Regions from separate parts of the Homo sapiens genome. Here region 1 is linked to region 2. Evidence: read pairs that join two places in POLR2A ChIA-PET (ENCODE). Cell type or tissue: B cell. All regions are shown on one strand. Links, peaks and the distances in the headings refer to the core of each region. The heading gives the core; the rest is flanking DNA.

What was found. ChIA-PET counts read pairs that join two places held together with the same protein. Peaks named below come from ENCODE experiments on the same cell type or tissue, not always from the same donor. Only the 100,000 strongest peaks of a DNase experiment are listed, where the experiment ranks them.
Region 1: POLR2A ChIA-PET joins it to region 2 with 12 read pairs; 3 of 35 experiments call an interaction of 5 or more read pairs at or near these places.

Annotation. Positions count from the first base shown.
Region 1 is chr10:18,623,087-18,631,419 of GRCh38, reverse strand. The region is part of intron 3 of NSUN6 (NOP2/Sun RNA methyltransferase 6); the gene reads left to right. Among named protein-coding and RNA genes, the nearest start is that of NSUN6, 24 kb to the left of the region's middle. RefSeq lists an enhancer at 3,513-3,722. In B cell, for the core only: no CTCF peak of the experiment used is centred there; a DNase peak (open chromatin) is centred at 3,609; H3K4me3 peaks cover 893 bases; H3K27ac peaks cover 455 bases.
Region 2 is chr10:18,521,008-18,529,340 of GRCh38, reverse strand. It overlaps CACNB2 (calcium voltage-gated channel auxiliary subunit beta 2), which reads right to left. Exons shown (of 14, transcript NM_201596.3): 10 at 1,644-1,753. The region is part of intron 1 of CACNB2-AS1 (CACNB2 antisense RNA 1); the gene reads left to right. Among named protein-coding and RNA genes, the nearest start is that of CACNB2-AS1, 14 kb to the left of the region's middle. In B cell, for the core only: no CTCF peak of the experiment used is centred there; no DNase peak of the experiment used is centred there.

The DNA of each region.
Region 1 (8,333 bases), core at 227-8,226, 100 kb before region 2:
CTCCTGCCTAATTGCCCTGGCCAGAACTTCCAACACTGTGTTGAATAGGAGTGGTGAGAGAGGGCATCCCTGTCTTGTGCCAGTTTTCAAAGGGAATGCTTCCAGTTTTTGCCCATTCAGTATGATATTGGCTGTGGGTTTGTCATAGATAGCTCTTATTATTTTGAGATACGTCCCATCAATACCTAATTTATTGAGAGTTTTTAGCATGAAGGGTTATTGAATTTTGTCAAAGGCCTTTTCTGCATCTGTTGAGATAATCATGTGGTTTTTGTCTTTGGTTCTGTTTATATGCTGGATTACATTTATTGATTTGGGTATAATGAACCAGCCTTGCATCCCAGGGATGAAGCCCACTTGATCATGGTGGATAAGCTTTTTGATGTGCTGCTGGATTCGGTTTGCCAGTATTTTATTGAGGATTTTTGCATCAATGTTCATCAAGGATATTGGTCTAAAATTCTCTTTTTTGGTTGTGTCTCTGCCCAGCTTTGGTATCAGGATGATGCTGGCCTCATAAAATGAGTTAGGGAGGATTCCCTCTTTTTCTATTGATTGGAATAGTTTCAGAAGGAATGGTACCAGTTCCTCCTTGTACCTCTGGTAGAATTTGGCTGTGAATCCATCTGGTACTGGACTCTTTGGTGGGTAAGCTATTGATTATTGCCACAATTTCAGCTCCTGTTATTGGTCTATTCAGAGATTCAACTTCTTCCTGGTTTAGTCTTGGGATAATGTATGTGTTGAGGAATTTATCCATTTCTTCTAGATTTTCTAGTTTATTTGCTTAGAGGTGTTTGTAGTATTCTCTGATGGTAGTTTGTATTTCTGTGGGATTGGTGGTGATATCCCCTTTGTCATTTTTTATCGCATCTATTTGATTCTTCTCTCTTTTTTTCTTTATTAGTCTTGCTAGCGGTCTATCAATTTTGTTGATCCTTTCAAAAAACCAGCTCCTGGATTCATTGATTTTTTGAAGCATTTTTTGTGTCTCTATTTCCTTCAGTTCTGCTCTGATTTTAGTTATTTCTTGCCTTCTGCTAGCTTTTGAATGTGTTTGCTCTTGCTTTTCTAGTTCTTTTAATTGTGATGTTAGGGTGTCAATTTTGGATCTTTCCTGCTTTCTCTTGTGGGCATTTAGTGCTATAAATTTCCCTCTACATACTGCTTTGAATGTGTCCCAGAGATTCTGGTATGTTGTGTCTTTGTTCTCGTTGGTTTCAAAGAACATCTTTATTTCTGCCTTCATTTCGTTATGTACCCAGTAGTCATTCAGGAGCAGGTTGTTCAGTTTCCATGTAGCTGAGCAGTTTTGAGTGAGGTTCTTAATCCTGAGTTCTAGTTTGATTGCACTGTGGTCTGAGAGATAGTTTGTTATAATTTCTGTTCTTTTACATTTGCTGAGGAGAGCTTTACTTCCAAGTATGTGGTCAATTTTGGAATAGCTGTGGTGTGGTGCTGAAAAAAATGTATATTCTGTTGATTTGGGGTGGAGAGTTCTGTAGATGTCTATTAGGTCCGCTTGGTGCAGAGCTGAGTTCAATTCCTGGGTATCCTTGTTGACTTTCTGTCTCGTTGATCTGTGTAATGTTGACAGTGGGGTGTTAAAGTCTCCCATTATTAATGTGTGGGAGTCTAAGTCTCTTTGTAGGTCACTCAGGACTTGCTTTATGAATCTGGGTGCTCCTGTATTGGGTGCATATATATTTAGGATAGTTAGCTCTTCTTGTTGAATTGATCCCTTTACCATTATGTAATGACCTTCTTTGTCTCCTTTGATCTTTGTTGGTTTAAAGTCTGTTTTATCAGAGACTAGGATTGTAACCCCTGCCTTTTTTGTTTTCCATTAGCTTGGTAGATCTTCCTCCATCCTTTTATTTTGAGCCTATGTGTGTCTCTGCACATGAGATGGGTTTCCTGAATACAGCACACTGATGGGTCTTGACTCTTTATCCAATTTGCCAGTCTGTGTCTTTTAATTGGAGCATTTAGTCCATTTACATTTAAAGTTAATATTGTTATGTGTGAATTTGATCCTGTCATTATGATGTTAGCTGGTTATTTTGCTCGTTAGTTCATGCAGTTTCTTCCTAGTCTTGATGGTCTTTACATTTTGGCATGATTTTGCAGTGGCTGGTAGCAGTTGTTCCTTTCCATGTTTAGTGCTTCCTTCAGGAGCTCTTTTAGGGCAGGCCTGGTGGTGACAAAATCTCTCAGCATTTGCTTGTCTGTAAAGGATTTTATTTTTCCTTCACTTATGAAGCTTAGTTTGGGTGGATATGAAATTCTGGGTTGAAAATTCTTTTCTTTAAGAATGTTGAATATTTGCCCCCACTCTCTTCTGGCTTGTAGAGTTTCTGCCAAGAGACCTGCTGTTAGTCTGATGGGCTTCCCTTTGTGGGTAACCCGACCTTTCTCTCTGGCTGCCCTGAACATTTTTTCCTTCATTTCAACTTTGGTGAATCTGACAATTATGTGTCTTGGAGTTGCTCTTCTCGAGGAGTATCTTTGTGGCGTTCTCTGTATTTCCTGAATCTGAATGTTGGCCTGCCTTGCTAGAGTGGGGAAGTTCTCCTGGATAATATCCTGCAGAGTGTTTTCCAACTTGATTCCATTCTCCCCGTCACTTTCTGGTACACCAATCGACGTAGATTTGGTCTTTTCACATAGTCCCATATTTCTTGGAGGCTTTCCTCATTTCTTTTTATTCTTTTTTCTCTAAACTTCCCTTCTTGCTTCATTTCATTCAGTTCATCTTCCATCGCTGATACCCTTTCTTCCAGTTGATCACATTGGCTCCTGAGGCTTCTACATTCTTCACGTAGTTCTCGAGCCTTGGTTTTCAGCTCCCTCAGCTCCTTTAAGCACTTTTCTGTATTGGTTATTCTAGTTATAGATTCTTCTAAACTTTTTTCAAAGTTTTCAACTTCAATGCCTTTGGTTTGAATTTCCTCCCGTAGCTCGGAGTAATTTGGTCGTCTGAAGCCTTCTTCTCTCAGCTCCTCAAAGTCATTCTCCATCCAGCTTTGTTCCATTGCTGGTGAGGAACTGTATTCCTTTGGAGGAGGAGAGGTGCTCTGCTTTTTAGAGTTTCCAGTTTTTCTGCTCTGTTTTTTCCCCATCTTTGTGGTTTTATCTACTTTTGGTCTTTGATGATGGTGATGTACAGATGGGTTTTTGGTGTGGATGTCCTTTCTGTTTGTTAGTTTTCCTTCTAACAGACAGGACCCTCAGCTGCAGGTCTGTTGGAGTACCTGACCGTGTGAGGTGTCAGTCTGCCCCTGCTTGGGGGTGCCTCCCAGTTAGGCTGCTCAGGGGTCAGGGGTCAGGGACCCACTTGAGGCAGTCTGCCCGTTCTCAGATCTCCAGCTGCGTGCTGGGAGAACCACTGCTCTCTTCAAAGCTATCAGACAGGGACATTTAAGTGTGCAGAGGTTACTGCTGTCTATTTGTTTGTCTGTGCCCTGCCCCCAGAGGTGGAGCCTACAGAGGCAGGCAGGCCTCCTTGAGCTGTGGTGGGCTCCACCCAGTTGGAGCTTCCTAGCTGCTTTGTTTGCCTAAGCAAGCCTGGGCAATGGCTGGCGCCCCTCCCCCAGCCTGGCTGCCGCCTTACAGTTTGATCTCAGACTGCTGCGTTAGCAATCAGCGAGACTCCGTGGGCGTAGGACCCTCCGAGCCGCGGGATATAGTCTCCTGGTGCTCCGGTTTTTAAGCCAATCGGAAAAGCGCGGTATTGGGGTGGGAGTGACCCAATTTTCCAGGTGCCGTCTGTCACCCCTTTCTTTGACTAGGAAAGGGAACTCCCTGACCCCTTGTGCTTCCCGAGTGAGGCAATGCCTCGCCCTGCTTTGGCTCGGGCACGGTGCGCGCACCCACTGACCTGCGCCCACTGTCTGGCACTCCCTAGTGAGATGAACCCGGTACCTCAGATGGAAATGCAGAAATCACCCGTCTTCTGCGTCGCTCACGCTGGGAGCTGTAGACCGGAGCTGTTCCTATTCTTCTCCTCAGATTTTTATTCTTTTTTCTCCCCTTTTCATTTCCATGGGATTTAGAAAAGGGTGTTTTCTTCCTCTGATTTTTTACTAAAAGCTCGATATCACAGTTATTTAAAATACAAATGAATCAGTTAAACTTTATATACAGTAAACAATTTTAACAGTAATGCATCACTGAATTACTGGTTTCTTCAGTTTACTTGAAATGAGATTTAAAATAAAATTTTGGTTTCTTCAGTTTACTTAAGACGAGATTTCAGGTACTGGTGAAATATATTTTAATTTCTGGAAGAAGATTTTTGTCTGGTAATTTAATGACTTCAGGAGAAAACTGAATGCCAGACTTGTCTTGATAAAAGAGCCTTTAAAACATCTCAACCAGCATTTTGTAAAGGCTACATTTGGATCAGTAGAACTTTTTAGGCCAAAAATCAATTTGTAATTTTAAGGAATTTCTGTATTCTCTCAATTCGTGCTCCTCCCTTTTTGATAAAAGTCTTAAAATAGTTCAAGCAGGCCAGAACATTAATTTTCTTCCTTTCTTTCACAATTGAATATGTAATTCAACAGCATAAATCTCTTGAAATCCAAATGAGACTGGATTTGTCTTCTCTTTCAGCCTACTCGATTTCCATCTTTTTTTTTCCCCCACCCAGGACGGAGTCTTGCCCTTGTTGCCCAAGCTAGAGTGCAATGGCACGATCTCGGCTCACTGCAACCTCCACCTCCGTGTTCAAGTGATTATCCTGCCTCAGCCTCCTGAGTATATGGAATTACAGGCGTCTGGCATCACGCTGAGCTAATTTTTGTATTTTTAGTAGAGACAGGGTTTCACCATGTTGGCCAGGTTGGTCTCGAATTCCTGATCTCAGGTAATCTGCCTGCCTCAGCCTCCTAAAGTGCTGGGATTACAGGCGTGAGCCACTGTGTCCGGCCCATTAAGTCTCTTTTGACTTTCCATTATGAGAAATGAGGAGATTACTGGAGTTAAATTTTCCCTAAAATTTTACCAGCTAATTTGTATTTACTGTTTTTTTATTTTTGTTTTGAGATGGGGTCTCGCCGTGTTGCCCAGGCTGGTCTCGAGCTCCTGAGCTCAAGTGATCCACCCTCCTCGGCCTCCCAAAGTGTTGGGATTACAAGCAGGAGCCACCATGCCTGGCCAGTTTTTCTGTTTTTTTTTTTTTAAACATTGTCAAGCTTTGTAACATTGTTATTTCCCAAGTATAATTCACATGGATGCAGTGTTTGCTTTCGGTCCTTATGGCACAGTTTATTTCTCATTTCTTATCTTTATTAATGTCTTTATTGGTGAGTACAGTCACTTAGCAGATCTCCCGCACCCCCTGCCCTTTCCCAAAGTGTGACTCTTACGTACTGCGTTACTTTCTTGATTGAGAATGTCTGCCTGTTGCCTTTTTGTTTATAAAACAAGTTGGCTGAGTCTGGTCGTTTCAGGCCACATAGTATTTCCCTTAGCACTTTGTAGACATTGCTTTTATAACCTGTGGCATTAAATGTTATTGTGAAGAAATCTAAGGCCCACCAAAAACTTTTCCTTTTAACAGTACGTTGTCTTTTGATTGGAGATCTGTGGAATTCTTAGTTATTCAACTTTAGACATTTAGCCAGTGTAATGCTTGATTTTGATTATTTCCTCTTAGTTCTTTATCTTTTTTTTTTTTTTTTTTTTTTTTTTTTAAAAAAAAAACACATAGTCTCACTCTGTCACCCAGGCTGGAGTGCAGTGGCGCGATCTCGGCTCACTGCAGCTTTTGCGTCCCGGATTCAAGTGATTCTCCTGCCTCACCCTCCGGAGTAGCTGGGATTACAGGTGCCCACCACCATACCCGGCTGACTTTTGTATTTTTAGTAGAGACGGAGTTTTACCATGTTGGTCAGGCTGGTCTTCAAACTCTTGAATCGGGTGATCCACCAACCTCGGCCTTCCAAAGTGCTGGGATTTCAGGTGTGAGCCACCACACTCAGCCTATTTCCTCTTAGCTTTTGATGAGACACAGTGTAGCTTTTCAGTTATATAGGTCTTCCATTATTTCTTTGAATATTTTTCTCTTACATTTTCTGTATTCTCTTTTATAAAGACAGCAGGACTTTGTGTGCTGTGTTTCTGGCACAGATATTACCTGCATCAGAGATTCCCAAGACAGCCCTCAGGTTTAGTGATTGGCTAAGACTCACAGAACCTAGCATACGGTCACACCAATGGCTATGGTTTATTACATGAAAGCATACAGAAGCAAAACCAGCAAGGGAAAAGAGGCATGGGGTGAAGTTTGGAAGAAACCAAACACAGGCTGTCTCAGTGAGGTCCCATAGGACATGCTTAATTCCTCCAGCACCTAATTGTGACATGTAAAATAGTTGTCTAGAAGAAAAGCTCATCAGAGGCTTGGTGCCCAAGGGTTTTATTGGGCTGGTCACATAGGCACCCTCTGCGTAGCATGTACCGAAATTCCCAGACTCCCGAAAGGAAAGCAGGTGCTCCGAATAAACATGTGTTTGTACCTTGCTTGTACAGAGTTTAGGAATTGTGAGCCACTCTTATTTATCATTAGGGAAGGTTTTATGTCACTGCTGGGAACTCATTCCAGTTTCTAGCTGCTTAGCTAGCCAAGACCCATCCTCTCAAGCAACCCTTTCTAAGAACCGCAGTCTCAAGCCTGTTACTTTAATTTTTTTTTTCTGTTAACATATTCTTCAACTCCATTCACTGATCTTTTTCTTCCGCATTCGTTCTTTTTTTTTTTTTTTTTGAGACAGAGTCTCGCTCTGTCTCCCAGGCTGAAGTTCAGTGCCAGGAGCTCTCACTGCAAGCTCTACATCCCGGGTCTACGCCATTCTCCTGCCTCAGCCTCCCTAGTAGGCTACAGGTACCTGCCACCATGCCCGGCTAATTTTTTTTTTGTATTTTTTTAGCCAGGATGGTCTCAATCTCCTGACCTAGTGATCCACCCTCCTCAGCCTCCCAAAGTGCTGGGATTATAGGCATGAGCCACCGCACCCAGCCCATTTGTTGTTAGGCCTGTCTTGGTCACTTTGGCTCTGTTTCAAAGTGGCTCTCTTGTCAATAGTATAGGAGATAAGTTTTATCTTGTCTGTGCTTTGCTTTTCTTATCTCTAAAATGGGGATTGAAAATACTATCTAGTCATAGGGATGTATTACCTCTTTCTGCTTGTAAATCCTTATTCAGAAGTTTTATTGTCCTTTATTTTCTTAGCTGCTAGTTTACTTTCATCTTTGTTCTTTTATCCCTTTTTTGAGGTTTTTCCTTTAATTTCTCTGAAAATACAGTGGTACTTGAATTATTTTTCCTTTTGTTTGGTTTACATTTTTAAAATCTACCTTCTGCTTTTTGTGTATGTGTGTGCCACCAATGAATGCAGAATGAATTATTTCTGCTTATCATGCATTGAATGGAAACAGTTACATCCTCATTTGCAGTTTGCTCAAGAAGGATCCAGAATGGGGGAAAGAGCATGCCTATGGGACTAGTCAGATAAGTTTTCTGGGAAGTACTGCAAATCTTCTCTGCTGGCTTTTCTCTAGTCCTGGTGAGCAGAGCCGAGGCTCTCTGTGAAGGCTTTAGCTCATACCTTTTTTCCAGAGGGTGGGGAAGGCTTTCTTTTTCATTTAATCTCTGCTTAGATAACTTAAGTCATGAGCAGCAAAGTTGGTTGCTATTTCTTTTCTCTTTCCTGGGCTGCTTTTTGGCAGTTGATCAGGTTTGTTAGAGAAAATAACACATTGTCTGGTTATGCCATTTCTGACAATCCATTTCTTCTTTCACACTTGTCTCCTCTGAACAGGATACTGGTAAGACATTCCTAGATTCTGATTTCTTTTCCACTAAGCCTGTGGTCCTGGTCCTAAGTAATAAATGTTTGATTAAGCCTCCAGGAGCCTCTCCTTTTCAGAGACTCCACACCGTGCTGAGAAACTAGGTTTGGCTCAAAGTTCACTGTCAGCCAATTTTTTCTCATCATCGCAATTATAGCTGTTTCTTAGTTTTATTGCAAATGGAATTTTCTCCTCAGATTTTTATTCTTTTCCCCCCCTTTCATTGCCATGGGATTTAGAAAAAGGAGTTTTCTTCCTCTGATTTTTTAGTAGAAGCTCAATATCACAGTTATTTTCATTATAAATGCATCAGTTAAACTTTATATACAGTAAACAATTTTAAAAGTAATGCATCACTGAATTACTGGTTTCTTCACTTTACTTAAAATGAGATGTAAAATAAAATTTCAAATGAAATTTAAAATAAAATTTTGCTTTCTTCAGTTTACTTAAAATGAGGTTTCATGTACTGGTGA
Region 2 (8,333 bases), core at 235-8,234:
TTCCACATGATATTTGGTATCTAGTGTATGCTCAATGAAATACATAGACTGGAAAATTCATTTAAAAACAATGTATAATCAGTAGTTGTAAAAAAAATCTTGGCAATCTAAGGAAATCTGTTATGTAATTGATTCCACTGATGAGTCTAAAAAATTACTTGACTTTGTTAATTCAGTTTAATTTATGAAATAAGCATTTTATAATAATTCTTGGCCAGGCACAGTGGCTCATACCTATAGTCCTGGCACTTCAGGAGGCCAAGGCAGGATTGCCCAAGCCTGGGAATTGGAGACCAGCGTGGGCAACATAGTGAGACTCCCTCTCTACAAAAAATTAGCCCAATGTAGTGGCATGTGCCTGTAGTCCCAGATACTCAGGAGGCTGAGGTGGGAGGTTTGATTGAGCCCATGAGGTCAAGGTGCAGTGAGCCATGATCCACACCACTGTACTCCAGCCTGGGTAACAGAGTGCGACCCTCTCTCAAAAAAGTCAAAATAAAAAGTAATTCTTGTGAGCATCAAATGATGTGTGGAAAGAGTTTTAACTGTGACAGATGATAAGGACATAAAAAGGAATTGCTATAAGCAAAACACATGATTACATTTTTTCCTCAAATATATTTCTAAACCTGTTACTGAAGTTTTGCCAACGAAGGGTTGTTAGGTGAGAAACAAAACTGAGTTCTATAATGTATCATGCTCATTGCTAACATATAAAGCTTATTATTTATAATAGTTTTTCTGTTATTTATATAATCATACTTCAGAGTAAACGAAGAACTTCTATGTTAGAAACCAGCCTCTCAGAGGATTTGTATATCTAACCTATAAACAGAGAAAAATTAAGCTCAAAGATCTGACACAACTCTCAGAAAGTTTACTTTATAAAAACAGAAACCTAACCATCCAGTAAGCAACATGTGTAACAGTGATTAACCTAAAACTCCAAGCACATACCAAAAAGATTAAATAGCAGCTGAAGGGTCTCAGTGTGATCAATTCAGTATACGTTAATAAGCAGTATCCACATACCATCTCTGTAAACACAATAACTCCCTACACTGTTTTTACAAATAAAACAAACATATTGATATCTATCAATAAATATAGCCAGGAATTGACTTCATCTTTTACTAATTTCCACACCCACAAATTACACTCTCCTGAGAATGATTTCATTATTGATATATAACTGGAATTAAGGAATATTTAGGATAATAATGGATATCATTTATTGAGCACATATCATGTTTAATCCTTGCAATGATTCTATGAGGTAGTTATTTTATTTCTTTTTTAGGATGAGGAAATGGAGGCTTCAAAAGGTTAATAAACTTGCTCATGGTAACACTGATGCAAAGCCAGGAGATCTTAGAGTCTGCAGACACCAAAGCTCATGTTAGTGAAAACAAACCACAACCAAAACATTAATGCTGACAGCCTGTGGAATTCTTAACTTGAAACTATCATAACAAATCCTTCCACACCATGAAATCAGTAAGACCATAGCAACAGCGACTGGCAGCACACACCTGTTTTTTCTATACTCTGTGACACATGGAATTATCATCTTGTTAGGTCTTCTCATCATCAACATCGGGAGAGGAGAGTTTAAAAAGCTTAAGCTCATTGCACAGACTTACCTAAGCTTGACCTTGTGTTGGATCTTTCTATTATTGCGTGCTTACTGGGATTGTTTAATACCGAGCGTTTGGCAAGCGAGATGTCAGCGGTGACCCTTGTGATGGATATCCTGTTGGAGGAAAAAGTCACAGAAGACCTTAAGGTTATTGGTCTAATCAAAGGGGATAGAAGTGTATGCCCCAAATTCATCTAAGTATGAAATATATATAGCAACCATATTTTCAAACCATATGTGTTAGGATACTTACTTATTCATTTTTTTTCTTTTTACTTATTCATTTTTATCTTGCACCTGCCTTACTTTGTTTTTTGTTTGTTTTGAGACAGAGTCTCGCCCAGGCTGCCCAGGCTGCAATGCAGTGGTGCGTTCTCGGCTCACTGCAATCTCCACCTTTCAGGTTCAAGTGATTCTCCTGCCTCAGCCTCTGGAGTAGCTGGGACTACAGGTGTGTGCCACCACACCCGGCTAATTTTTGTATTTTCAGTACAGAGGGGGTTTCACTATGGAAGCTGGTCTTGAATTCCTGGCCTCAAGTGATCCGCCTCCCTCGGCCTTCCAAAGTGCTGGGATTATAGGTGTGAGCCACCGCGCCCGGCCCTATCCTGCACCTGCCTTACGTTGCACTTACTTGTTGCTTACAAGTGTCAGATAAGTACTGAGCACTTTATTTGAATTACTAAATGATCCAAAAAGCTCTAGGAGAAACGTTTACTATTATCCCACTGTTGCTGATGAAAAATGAGACTCACAGAGAGATTTTTTATCCAAGGGTATGTATGTAACTAAGTGGGAGAGCTGGGATTTGAACCCAGACTCCTGACCCTATATTCCTAGTCTCTGTGCCATAGTTCATTGCTGTGATAGGCATGAAAAATAAATAAGAACCAGTCTTCCCTCAGATAGCTAATGGTCTAGTGGCAGAGATAAATAATAAAGGAAAATAATTAAAGATGATGATTGTTGTGGAAAGAACATACAGGGTATTATGAGAGACAATATTGAATTGGGAGTATCATTTTAGATAAGGTAGAAATGAGAGCAACAAAATTTGGGAACTGGAAATAGCAAATGACTTAGACTGCAGAAAGCTGAATATTCAAGTCAGCAGTAGGAAAAAGCTGTGAAGCAAAATTGAAGGCTCACAATATTTCTAAAGAAGGTAGAGAATGAAGTTAGGGCGAAAAGGAAAAGTTTGGTTCAAAAGTCTGTTTCAGTTACAGCCCTCCACTGCCCCCTCACAATATCAAATAGCCAGGTGACAGTTCTTTTCCTGTGTGGTACAAGACCCTACATTTGTTATCTTGCAGGCAATACAAGAGGGCCTCTGACCAGGGGACCCTAGACAGAACAGGAGCAGGGAATACTGGATGGAAAAGAAAGGATTCTGAATGTTGAGTCTTCAGCCTTTCTTCTCATTGTACAGTTTTGGTAGCCAGGCTTATATTTATATCCCCAGGGGTCAGAATGGAAGATTCTTCTCTGGGGAATCTGACTGCCAAATTGTAAGGACCCAAAGATAATGATATTGGAGGTTTCCTGTGTAAATTATCTAGCAAGATTGCCATACACAGAAACACAAAGTTGACAAGCTCCGCCTATGAGCACAGAACCTCTGATTAATTATTTTATGCCTTATTTTAAAATTTGAGCACAGGACAGTTTGTCAGGCATCTTCAGAAAACCTCATGAGAGAGCAAAACAAACAGAAAAATCAATTATGACAATTATTCACAGTTAAAAGCTAAAAGATGGTTTTATCTATGAGACTAGAACAAATTTCTATTTAAAGACTTAGAATAAGAGCTTTTGGAAGTAACATGATAATAGAAATAGAAAAAAAGCAAAAGAAAGGTTAAAAGAAATGTAACATTTCCAAAGGGTAAAACAAAAAAGAGTTGGAAGATAGGAGAAGAAAAGTAAGAAAAGTAGACATAACCCAAGAGGTTCAAATTCCAAATTACAGGAGTTCAGAAAAAGATAATAAAGAAGACAGAGGAAAGAAAATAAAGAATTAATTCCAGAATTAAGGATCTGATTTTCTGAATTGAAAGGGTCCGGCACACGGGTTGAAATACCCACACCAAGACATATTTTTATGAATTTCATAACACTGGGGACAAAGAGAAACCCATAAGCTTTCAGAGGAAAAAGACAGGTCCCAAAGGGTCTAGAATCAAAGCACTAGAATGCTTTGTACTTCTCAAAGCAACAATGGAAGCCACAAGGTAATGAAGCAAAAAGCCTTCAAAATTTGGAGGGAAAACTATTTCAATCAGAATTCCATAAGCATTTAAACTAGCAATTAAACAGAAAGGTTTGTAAACATTCAGGCTATTGAAAAAAACATGTATATACCCTTCCTAGGGAAATGAGAAGGTTTTTGACTAAAATGACAGTAAAGCTTGAAAGAAATCAAGGGATCTGGGAAACAGGAGCTTCAACCCAAAACAAAGGTGAAAGGAATCCCCAAGCATATAACACGGAATGTTCCAGAATGACACCCAGCACAGAAAGAAAGATCTACACTGCAACAGGCTAGAATGTCCCAGAGGGATTCAAATAGACAAATTAATTTTGGCTGGCTCCATATTTAATATTTATTGAAACTATGTAAATAATAGTCAATGAACTATGTCATATAATGTGTTTTTTTTTTTTTTTTTTTTAGACAGCATCTCACTGTCACCCAGGCTGGAGTGCAAGGGTGTAGTAATCATAGCTCACTGCAGCCTCAACCTCCCAGGCTCAAGTGATCCCCCTGGCTCAGCCTCCCAAGTAGCTGGGACTACAGGTGCATGCCACCACACCTAGCTAATTTTTTTTTTTTTTTTTTAGTAGAAACAGGGCCTCATTATGTTGCCCAGGCTGGTCTGAAACTTCTGAGCTCAAGCAGTCCTCCTCCCTTAGCCTCCTAAAGTGCTGGGATTACAGGTGTGAACTGCTGCACCCAGCCTACTATACTTTTTCTTGTGTATTTTCCTCGTGGTTTCCATGAGATAAACAACTTTTTATTTGCTCAATTTTTTTTTTTTTTTTTTTTTAAGATAGAGTCTTGCTCTGTCACCCAGGCTAGAATGCAATGGTGTGATCTTGGCTTACTGCAATCTCCGCCTCCTGGGTTCAGGCGCTTCTCCTGCCTCAGCCTCCTGAGTAGCTGGGATTACAGGTGCCCACCATTGTGCCCAGCTAATTTTTGTACTTTTAGTAGAAACAGGTATCACCATGTTGGCCAGGCTGGTCTCAAACTCCTGGCCTCAAGTGATCTGCCTGCCTCAGCCTCCCAAAGTGCTGGGATTACAGGTGACAGCCACTGTGCTCAGCCTCAGGATTACTGATTTCTAGTAAGACTGTCCTACAGAAGATTCTGGCAATGGTATATTTATCCCTGTAGCAATTCAGTATGCATTCCAAACACTTCAGGGCTGATTGCTGACGTTTTGAAAGTCACTGAAGGAAACAAAACAAAACAAAAAAACAAAAAAAAAAAACCGTGAATTTATCCCAGGTAGCTTTCCTTCTTGTTCTCAACTTCCTTGTTAATTTACCTGTCACCATCCTACAAGGTGAATCTGAAGATTGCTTTGTTTACATGACACAGTTGGTTACTGTGAATCCAGTTTTGAATGGGCTACTTTATTGCACACAACAGGAGGAGGAGGAGGATGATTTATTTCTTCTTTGATCTGACACACTGACACTACTTAACCAGAATGTGATTCTGACAACCCCCTAGGGCTGCTGCAAATGAATTTAAGTGGGTTTCAGAAAAGAAAAAGGAATTCTTGACTACCTAGAACCTTTCGCATAACTAACATTTCCTTTCATATTTTCTCCTCTTGGGCTTAAACGTTTTTAAAAAATAAACTTAGCTTATTTAATAGATGATTAAGGAATAATTCATTTTTCCCTTTTAGAATGTCATATGTATATACACACCTGATACTTTTGTTGAATTTCCATCCTCTATTGCTGTCTTGCCTTGCCAAAAGCAAAGACAGTCAATAATTCAGTTACTCTAGATGTCTTGCCATGGGTAAAAATGTTAAATTTGTACACAGCTTTTAAATTCTGCCTTATGGACTCGTTTCTTCCTCTGAGGACTGTTAACTGGGGAGAACAGGGCTAGAATATAGAACCCCAGCTCTGTAAGTCAAGATGAGCCAAGGCAGGTCTATTAATTAAACCATATGAAAGTTACTTCTGGCTAGAAATAACAGATACTTTAAGATATTTTGTTTATCTGTTTCTTAAATAAAACCAATCTGGGTGGCTGATACACTCGAACATGGGTCCAAAATCCACCCTCTCTGGCTGGAATGTGTCTTCCAAATTCAAAACTTACTCAGGTTTAAGTACAAGTAGTAATCCAGGAAATTCCATCCCATTTCCCCATCTTTGGCATTTAGGAAAGGGCAGTGGGTTGACTCAGGCATGGAAAACACAGTGCCTTTGTTAGCAGAATTTTTTTTAGTGTTCAGGCTCATGTTGACAATTCCAAATTGTGATAAATGACAGAGCCAAGGATAAAGAAACAAGCTAAATGGAGCAGAGTAGAGCTATGCCTTTTATACTTGGCCAGTGCCTAGTAGCCTTGGTCCAAGCTAAAGGGTCTATTTCCTGTCACAAACTGAAAAATATTTCTTAAAGATATGGAAAATTAAAAAAATCTAATTAGGAATATTTGGTTAGAAGACCTTGATTATAAAGTCTTTTCATACCTTGAAACTTATAATAGTTTTTGTTTTCCTCATTCTCTCTCCTTTCAGTTCTTTGCCTGATCACTTTTTTTTTTTTTTTTTTTTTTTTTTTTTTTTTTTTGAGACAGAGTCTCACTCTGTTTCCCAGGCTGGAGGGCAGTGGCACGATCTCGGCTCACTGCAACGTCTGCCTCCCGGGTTCAAGCAATTCTCCTGCCTCAGCTTTTCGAGTAGCTGGGACTGCAGGCACCCGCCAACATGCCCAGCTAATTTTCTTATCTTTAGTAGAGACGAGGTTTCACCATGTTGGCGAAGCCGGTCTCGAACACTTGACCTCATTATCCACCCGCCTCGGCCTCCCAAAGTGCTGGGATTACAGGCAGGAGCCACCAAGCCCAGCCTGCTTGATCACTTACTAAAAAGACTTGTCCTCCTATAAAACTTTCCTTCCTACCCTTGCCTCCCCTGCCAAAAGTCAATATAAATTAGAAATGGTTGTAGTAGTAGGTGTGGTCTAGAAAGAAAGTACTATAGTAAGAAATCTAAAAGAATCCTGAAACCAACAAATACTATCTATTGCAGCAGTCCCCAACCTTTTTGGCACCAGGGACCAGTTTCATTAAAGACAACTTTTCCGTGGACCGGTTTGGTAGGAGTGGGGAGATGGTTTTGAGATGATTCAGGCACATTACATTTATTGTGTACTTTCTTTCTATTATTATTACACTGGAATATATAATGAAGTGATTATACAACTCACCATAATGTAGAATCAGTGGGATCCCTGAGCTTGTTTTCCTGCAACTAGATGGTCCTTTATGGGGTTGATGGGAGACAGTGAAAGAACACCAGGCATTAGACTGTCCTAAGGAGCATGTAACCTAGATCCCTCGCATGCAGAGTTCACAGTAGAGTTTGTGCTCCTATGAGAATCTAATGCCGCTGCTGATCTGACAAGAGGCTGAGCTCAGGCAATAATGTGTGAGTGATGAGGAGTGACTGTAAATACAGATGAAGCTTTGCACACTCCCCTGCCACTCACCGTCTGCTGTGTGGCCCCTAGCAGGCCATGGACCAGTACTGATCTGTGACCCGGGGATTTGGGACTCCTGATCTATTGTAGTTGCATTGTTAGGATGGGAGGAGGAAAGGAATGTGGAGAAGAGAAGCACTGCATTTATCTGGTTAAAAATACAGAAATATACACTAGCCCTGTATCTTCCAGGTCCCCTGTAATAACCTACTCTTAAACTCTGAGGTTTCCATTTTGGACTCTAGTCATGTCTTTGATGCTTCAGGAGCTGGCTTAACATTCAATGATGGCACCCATTAATTATTTGATTCAAGACTGCCTTTCAATAGACTTTAAGCCCCACAAAGCCAAGGCCCTTGTCTATTTTTGCTCCTCACAATGCCTGGCACATAGAATATACTCAATAAATACTTACTGAGGCAAGTTGAATAGTGACCGGGGGAAGAGGAGGAGAAAGAAAGGATTAAGTCCAAGCCCATTGGCGTGACACACTAGATATGACCCTTGGATTTGTTACCAGTCACTCCTTGCCCATGTCCTTTAAGATGTGGGTGTGAGTTGCCTTACACATAATGCTGTGTCATACCTCAAAGCCTTCACACACTATATACCATCTGCTGAACATACCCTTCTCTTCCCTGTAATCCATTTGGTCAAACGTTAGGCACCATTTAAAAATTCTTCCAGGTGTGGATGTCCTGAAGTTGGTGTTAATTACGCCTCCCTTTATGCTACCTGCACCTTGTGCATGCATATAACCAAGTTGCCCTTTTACTTATATGCAGTGTTACTGCTACAGGTTTCAATTTATGGTTTCCATGAGAGCTGTTCATAGGCAGAGACTGGCTTCACCATCTCCGCATTTCTCTAGCAGAGAGTATGCAGCAGACGTTCATTCAAAATTCATCTGGCCACTGCTCATGTTGAGTACTGCTCCAGGCACTGAGAATACAACAGT